Linked DNA regions of Homo sapiens: region 2 is linked to region 1. The links are chromatin contacts, found by Hi-C or POLR2A ChIA-PET in ENCODE. All regions are on one chromosome and are shown on one strand. Each heading gives the region's core, a stretch centred on a gene start or an enhancer-like site at or near the end of the contact. The rest is flanking DNA. Distances are from core to core; before and after follow the strand shown.

What was found. A loop is a pair of places that touch in the nucleus more often than their neighbours do. ChIA-PET counts read pairs that join two places held with the same protein, here RNA polymerase II (POLR2A). Pooled maps may share reads with other maps.
Region 2: a map of heart right ventricle shows a loop between it and region 1 (2.3-fold over the local background). The contact joins two enhancer-like sites. A Hi-C loop is called at or near these places in 1 of 168 maps with a recorded cell type or tissue (heart right ventricle) and 2 of 50 pooled maps. POLR2A ChIA-PET finds 5 or more read pairs at or near these places in 3 of 52 experiments (PC-3, activated CD4-positive, alpha-beta T cell and activated CD8-positive, alpha-beta memory T cell).

Annotation. Positions count from the first base shown.
Region 1 is chr3:184,906,803-184,910,796 of GRCh38, forward strand. All of the region lies in intron 25 of VPS8 (VPS8 subunit of CORVET complex), which reads left to right. Among named protein-coding and RNA genes, the nearest start is that of VPS8, 97 kb to the left of the region's middle. RefSeq lists enhancers at 1-438, 439-1,099. Within about 2 kb of position 1,574, at least 4 of the 41 ENCODE cell types and tissues checked have a DNase peak (open chromatin) inside an H3K27ac peak, as active enhancers do.
Region 2 is chr3:185,173,284-185,177,316 of GRCh38, forward strand. All of the region lies in intron 1 of EHHADH-AS1 (EHHADH antisense RNA 1), which reads left to right. Among named protein-coding and RNA genes, the nearest start is that of EHHADH-AS1, 12 kb to the left of the region's middle. RefSeq lists enhancers at 1,927-2,451, 2,198-2,492, 2,452-2,976. Within about 2 kb of position 2,293, at least 16 of the 41 ENCODE cell types and tissues checked have a DNase peak (open chromatin) inside an H3K27ac peak, as active enhancers do.

The sequences.
Region 1 (3,994 bases), core at 324-2,823:
TTGTATTCCTTAGGTTTCTTTTCCTCAGTAGATAAAGAGATTTCAGGGAAGGGATGGAAGGCAATTAATTGTGTTTTCTTTGGAGGGTCCGGTCTTAAGGTAGATCACATAATATCAGAGTAGAGCCTGTTAACTCAAAATATCTTTAACCTGTTAAAGTTATCTGAGACCTGTTAGGCCAGGTCTCAGTCTGTTTAGAAAGTTTATCTTGCCAAGGTTAAGGATGCACCCGTGACACAGCCTCAGGGTCCTAACGACATGTGTCCAAGATGGGCAGCTTGCTTTTATACATTTTAGGAAGACATGAGACATCGATCAATACGTTTAAGATGTGCATTGGTTCAGTCTGGTAAGGCAGGACAGCTTGAAGTGAGGGCTTCCAGGTTAGAAGTAGGTAAGAGACAAAAGGTTGCATTCTTTTGAGTCCTTGATCAACCTTCCACTGAATACACAATTTAGTCTGGCTCAGTGAATCTGCATTTTTACATAAACAATAGGGCAGAGAAAGAAATTAGATATGCATTTGTCTCCAGTGAGCCTCAGAGGGATGACTTTGAGTTCTGTCTGTCCTTTGTCCACAAGGAATTTCCTTGTGGGTAAATTGTGAGGGAGGTATGTAGCTTCTTATCTTTGTAGCTATCTTATTTAGGGATAGAATGGGATCAGGTTTGCCTGACATTAGTTCCCAGCTTGAGTTTTCCCTTTGGCTTAGTGATTTTGGGGTCCCAAGATTTATTTTCCTTTCACAAGTCTCTCCCAGCATATGCTGACCTTCAGTGACCCTTAATTTAAAATAATCTGCACACCATGGTGCCATATTTTGGGGTGAAATTCTCTGGGCTTCTTTGTCTGTTAGGTCTAGTTTGCTTATAGTTTTGTTCAAGTCTTCTTTTTCCTGTTCATCTTCTACTGATTGTTCTGTTTTTGAAAGTGGGATATTGAAGTCTCCAAATATTGTTGAATTGTCCCTCTCTCACTTTAATCCTATCAGTTCCTGCTTCATTTTATGTTGGAATTTTCAGTTCTTTGGCAGGCAGTTTAGAATTCTGCTGTAGCCTTCCCTTCCTGCTTGCACAGAGCTGCAAAGTCAGCCATGGGTTATAAATTAGGGCCTTTGAGAATTTCCCTGGGTATGTGCAAAGCCCTTTATATGCATACATCCTTTTAGCACTCCAGGAATATGTTAGAACTTTTCAAAAGCCCCGCAGATCTCCCGTTCTCCAGTTTTTCCTTTTAAGGTTTTTGGTGCACCACTTATTAGTCCCAACTACTAACACTGTCTCAGCCTGCTGTAATGTTGAACAATGGCACTGACTGTTTTCACAAATGTCCTGGGGATAGTGCTGTTCCCACAGAGTGAGTTCTGAGTTAGGGCAAAAAAAAATAAGCCCTGAAAATGGAGCTTTTAAGTAAGCTGCCAGATAGGTCAAATAGTGACAATTCGCTGAGGATGGGGCATTTGAGGGGCTACAAGATTGACACAGGAATTTTCTCTCGGTCCTTTGCCGGACTTGCAGCAGGGGCACCCTGTCTTCTTGGCCTGCTGCGCTCAGCCCCTTGTGGGAGGGAGCACATGAGCAAGCCAGTGTGGGATCCGGCTGGCCACTCCAAGTGCTGACACAGGAACAAGCTCCATGTGAGGCCCGCGGTCTTGAGGGGAATGCAGCAGCACCCAGACAAGGGTGCCCACGACCCTGAAGCCCCAGATGGGGTGTTAGTGTGCTAATTAGCTCTTTTAGTTTTACCATCCATAGCCTGATGGACGGCAGCATGTTAGCAGCTCGGTCGGCCTCTGGCCCCATTGTGTGGGGTGGCTGCCCTTTGCCAGCGAAGGCAAAAGGCCAGTGTAACAGCCTTTCTAGGTACCCACACTCGGTGGGTCCCCAGCTCTTGTCCAGCATCCAAGAAGAATGAGGATATGCTGGCAATTGAAGAGTGAGCAAGGTAGGGAGTTTTATTGAATGATGAAATGGCTTTCTGCAGAGAGGGGATACAGGGGTGGTCCCACTACCCGAAGGCGGGCAAGTCCCCTCAATGTGGTGAGTCTGGGGCTACTGTGGGCTCAGAATAGGGGAGGGGCAGGCTGTAGCAGTATTGGAAAAGGCAACATTCGATTGGTTAAAAGGCATTATTCAGAAAGAATCAACTGGGAAAGGATGTGCAGACAGAAACAGAAGTTCTCACTCCAAGTTGCAGGTTTCATCCGGACCAGTAATCTGGTCTTTCAGCCTTCAGGCTGTTTTTTGGCTTGAAGGTGGGGTTTCACAAGGGACCCGCCCCTATCTGCCTAGGCATTTGACTACCCCCTGTCGCTATCAAACCCACTGTGTTCCACTTGTTTTCACAGCTGCCCAAGTTGTAAGGCAATATTGGTTTTCAAAACTACAGTAGAGCTGGAGAAAGGGAGATGGCAATACATAAAGTTAAAACTCTAAAATTCACTGGTCTTCCTGAGATTCAGGCATTTTTCTGAATAAACATTCCTCAGATTATGGCAAATTTTTAGTTAATTTCAAGAGTTCTGAAAAAGCCAATTTGACAGTTTTTACCAGTGTTTGTATTGCTTTTATGGAGGAGATTTTTGCAGGTCCTTACTCCACCATTTCTGAGGTCTGTTTCTCTGGGTTTTGATTGTGTTCTGTTTGGTCTTTTTTCCTCTCTGTTTTTCACCTTGGATGATTTCTATTGCTCTTCCTTCATATTCATTTGCTCTTAACTCCTTCATGTCAATTCAACTGTTAAATCTGCTCAGTGATTTTTTTATTTTCAACAGTTATATTTTTCGGTCTAATTTCCATTTAGTTCTTGTTTTTGTTTTCTCTGCTGCAACTCTTCATTTATCTGTTGAAATTTTCATGCACTGAAACCATTTCTTTTGCTTAAGGATAATTATAATAGCGCTTTAAAATCTTTGCTTGTTCTCACATTTTGTTCATCCCAGGATTGGACTTGATTCACTTTTAAGAAGAATATATTTTATTTTCTTGGTTTTTCATGCTGGATAATTTTGGACTGTATCTGGATATTATGAATGTTACATTGTGTGGAGAGTATGGGTTCTCCAGTGAGTATTTTTCTCCATTGCTCTATCAGGTATTTTTCACCACTGAGTATCGTCTTCCATTGTTTTATCAGATAATTTTCTTGGTGGGCTTGAATTGCAAACCCTCTCTCTTGTGCAGCTCCAGTCTCTCCTCAGGTCATTTCTGGATGGCTGATCTGCTTTGATTCTGATCCACACGCATGGGTCAGGGGTCAGACAGTGATGAGGGTAGACAGAGTTTGGGGATCCTTCCTCTTTCTCTTTTCTTTGCAAGATTCTCCTATTTTTTTTTTTTTTTTTTTTTTGAGACGGAGTCTCATTCTTTCGCCCAGGCCGTTACTGCAGTGGCGCTATCTCGGCTCACTGCAAGCTCCGCCTCCCGGGTTCACGCCATACTTCTGCCTTGGCCTCCCGGCAAGATTCTCCTAATTTTTAAACTGTTTATGTTTCTTAACTTCACGTTTCCCTTGCCAGAAAGATTGTTGCTTTTTCTGTGATGGCCTCCAGCTCTGCTGTGCTTGCCACACAGACAGCACTTAGACCCAGGCCAAAAGCCACAGAGGTGGTAATTTACTTGTACAGCTAACTCCCTATCTCCGCTTCTCCAAGTGAAGGAACTCTCCACCAGAGCCCACGTGTTTCTCTCCTCACTCCAAAACCTTCAGAGAGGGAGCTCCATTCTTGATCCTGGTTTTTTGTCTTTGACTAAGCTGCTTTGAGTCTTTTTCCTGCATGGTGGTTTAGTAAATGGATCCACTTCAGATGTGGGCAGACAATTTGGGGATCTCTTCTTTGATTCTTTACCTTTTGGGATTCCCCAACTCTATTCCATATTCGTGGTTCCCTGACCTCACTTTTCTGATCGCCGCCGTGCCAGGAAGGTTAGGGGCCTTTCCATGCCTCCCTATGTGTGCAGTTCAGAGTACGCTTACCTCAGGGACAGGCCAGAAG
Region 2 (4,033 bases), core at 1,043-3,542, 270 kb after region 1:
GTGTCAATATGTATCCGAGACTTTTTATATATAGCTGTGCTTACAACAAACAAGCAAGGATGTATTATCCTCCTTTTACAAACAAGGAAACTCAGGCAGGGAAAAAATTCGTTGTTTATTTCAGGTCGCATATGTGAGACTAGAATTCAAACTCATTTCTGACTGGCTTGTGAACTCAAAATCTTTCCACCACACTAACAAATTCCAGCATCTACAAAGGTTATGCACGCCGGGGACCCAGAAGAAGCAAGCAAATCCATATATATACTGAGTATTCTACGTAGACTGAAAAATTAATGTGACTTGCATATGTGTGGGCCACTTTTTACATTATGTAGGTGCCGCTGTAATTAATCAAGTCATTTGAAAGCACGTGTTACTCAATAGCTTCAATTATAGTGTCTTTTCTCAATCAACAGATACAAAAGGTACAACCCCCCCTTTTTTTTTTTTGAGACGGAATCTCGCTCTTGTTGCCCCGGGTGGAGTGCAATGGCACGATCTTGGCTCACTGTAACCTCCACTACCCGGGTTCAAGTGATTCTCCTGCCTCAGCCTCCTGAGTAGCTGGGATTACAGGTGCACACCACCATCTGGAGCTAATTCTTGTATTTTTAGTAGAGACGGGGTTTCACCATGTTGGCCAGGCTGCTCTAAAACTCATGACCTCAGGTGATCTGCCTGCCTCGGCCTCCCAAAGTGCTGGGATTTCAGGCGTGAGCCACCACACCCGGCCTAAAGGTACAACTCTTATATGAGCATCTGCAAAACTTGGTTGTGTTAAAAAGGAAGCATGGTGCTGGAAAGTATCGGAAGCTCACTGTATTAATGGTGAAGTGGTACAGCTCATGTTCCCTGAGCCTGTCGTGGTCAGGCTCTTTCCACAGGGCTCCAAATTCTCAAACAGTGGTCTCTAAAATGGGGGATTACAAGACAATCTATTGGAGTCAAGGAAGAAAATATCAGAAATTATATTTATATTTATTTTTAACATTGCCTTTTAAAATGTCCGTATATGTTTGTGTTTCATGAGGTATATACTAATGTTATTACAGTAGCATATGTGTGTGATTTATAAATAAGTACAAATTGCATAGCATAATAATTAGTAGCATAGACTCTAGAGCCAGATTGCCCACGTTAAAATCTTGGGTTTATCACCCAGAGACGGGTTGATAGGTGCAGCAAACCACCATGGCACATGTATACCTATGTAACAAACCTGCATGTTCAGCACATGTATCCCACAACTTACAGTAAAAAAAAAACCAAAAAACAAAAAAACAGCTGGGCACAGTGGTGCATGCCTGTAATCCCAGCACTTTGGGAGGCCGAGGCAGGCAGATCACGAGGTCAAGAGATCGAGACCACCCTGGCCAACACGGTGAAACCCCCATCTCTAAAAATACAAAAATTAGCTGGGCATGGTGGCGCACACCTATAGTCCCAGCTGCTCAGGAGGCTGAGGCAGGAGAATCACTTTAACCCAGGAGGCGGAGGTTGCAGTGAGCCGAGATTGCGCCACTGCACTCCAGCCTGGCAACAGAGCAAGACTCCGTCTCAAAACAAAAACAAAATCAAAAACAAAACAAAAAACAAATAAACAAACAAAAAACTTGGGTTTATCTCTGTGTGTCCTTGGAAAAGTAATCTTTCTGTGCTTCAGTTTCCTCATCTGTAAAACGGTGATAATAATACTGGAATGCCTACTGCATAGGGGTATTGTGAGAATTAAATGAGTTAATACAAGCAGAATATTTAGAATGCTGCTCTGCAATATTAGGGGTGGTGTATGTTTTTTCAATGATAAATACAGTGATCCACAGATGATGAACTTGATGGGTGGACAGAGAGAGTGTGCTGTCCTGTTCTGATTTTAGGAAAACAAAAGAAAAAAGGACAATTATTATTATGCATATACACATATTTTAAGGTATATTAAAGATGCATTTTGTGTCTGTCTCTTTCTCTCGTCTGTCTCTCTTTAACCCAAAAACGGTGTGGTTTTACACATTTGGCAATTATGGCTCCAAATATTCTACTAACTAGAGGCACAAAAACAAACAGCTCTGGGGCATCAGAGCAAGACCACTCCCCAAATTGCCCCTTTCGCTTAAGCCAGCCTCTAGCCTTGGAATCTGGCTAGCACTGCCAGGTTGCCTAAGTCCACAAGCAGTAAAAGAGGGCCCTAGTATGCTGGGGTTATTTATCTTGGTGTTGTCCTCTGGCCCAGCCCTGCCCAGGAACAGGAGACAGACGGCCACACAGAGCCTTGCCTCTGATAACTGGGGGGTGGAGAGGTTGAGAAACAACGCTTCACTCAGCAACTTCCTGCTCCCTCCGAGGAAGAAGAAAGGGGTGTCTGTGCTAGAGCCACTCCCTTGCCAGCAGCCCAGCAGAACAGCTGCTGATCCTCTGCATCCCCACGTCCCGGCGGAGGCCCTGGGAAGTGGGAACATCAGCTGGAGAGAAAAGGAGAAAGCAGTACATTGAGTGTTGCTTAGGCCGCCTGCTTCGCTTTCTTCTCTCGCTCTCCCCAGAGACAATCTCGTGGCCTGTGTTTCCCCGCAGGCAGGCCCCAGCGCCCTCAAGCCCAGATGTCTGCTGTCCACGCTCTTCTGACTTCCGGAAAGCTAACATCTCAGATTCCCTCTCCCTGAAGGACCTTTGGGAAGTCCCAACCCCCACCCCAGGCTCTTCACTCCCCCCGGGTCTGCTTCTCATTCTCTCAGATAGATTTATAACTTATGTAAATAAATGTACATGATTAGCCAAGTGATTATGTAAATGGCGCCTTCCTTTTCTCGTCCCAATTCTGGTGACAATAATGATTAAAAGATGGAAAATAGAGTCAACATGTAAAAGGTAAAGAAGCTGGAATTTAATCTGAAAAAGCAAGTGTAATGCCTATTTCACGGCAAGGTTCCATTTGCACAAAGGATAAAATAAAAGAGGTCACTGACTCTCAAATTTCCATGAAAGCTCTAAAACGGTAGCAAATCAGGTAAAATCTGACTACCTATATTCACTGATTTTCTCATTAAAATTAGTGGCTCTTAGGAAATGGCCAGGTAGACTAATTGCTATACTGTATGAATGGCTCGTACTATGATTACAGTGATATACAGTATATAGCATACACTCAAAAAAATCCCTGAATTTACTAATAGACAAAATATCTGTGTAGAAAGAGCCACAAATCCAACTGTTAAATTATTATTTTTAAAATTCTTGCCCATATTTTAAAGAATTAATAAAGCTAGCTTTTCAGGAACCATGTAAGAATAAGCAATTGGATTTTAAAAATTGAAATGGTATTATTATGCTCACTCTTGTAGGCTGAACAAGAGCTACAAAAAATTGTGTACATCTTACATAATATTTTAACTCTGGGAAGCCAAGTACATAATGATCATGAAAATCTACTAATTTCAAATGCTGCTGCAGCTGAAATTCTATCTCCAATTTCCACCGACTCACATTGCCTATTATTTATGAAACTGACCCGCATCCCACCCATGCACAAGTTCCAGGAGCCTACAGAACATTTTGTCTAAAGTAATAAAAACAATATTAGAGAACCGCTATTGAACATAGAAATTATATTCTATTACTTAGTTAATAGTTGACCCCGAACTCAGAATTTTTAAGAAAACTTCTCAACAGCACCATCTGGTGGGCAGTGCAGCAAAAACACAAAACAAAACACAGCAAGACGAAACCCACACTCCATACTTTGAGTTCTTGGAAGTGATTATCAATTGCGCTTCATTAAGTTTGTTTTATTTTCCAACGTAGAGTCTACATTATGAGATGTTTCCGAGGGCCAGTTGGGTAACTGACAATTTAGTGGTATGGCCAAGACGTTTTCTGTAACAGTTCATATTTCAAATACTCATACATTCTAATAACAAATATTCTTGAGTTTTATATTCTTTGTTATGTAATATTATTGTCTCGAAAAAGTGGATTTGTAAATTGTACAATGAAATGTAATTTGATTTTTAATTCCTTTAAATTTTTTTTTTTGAGG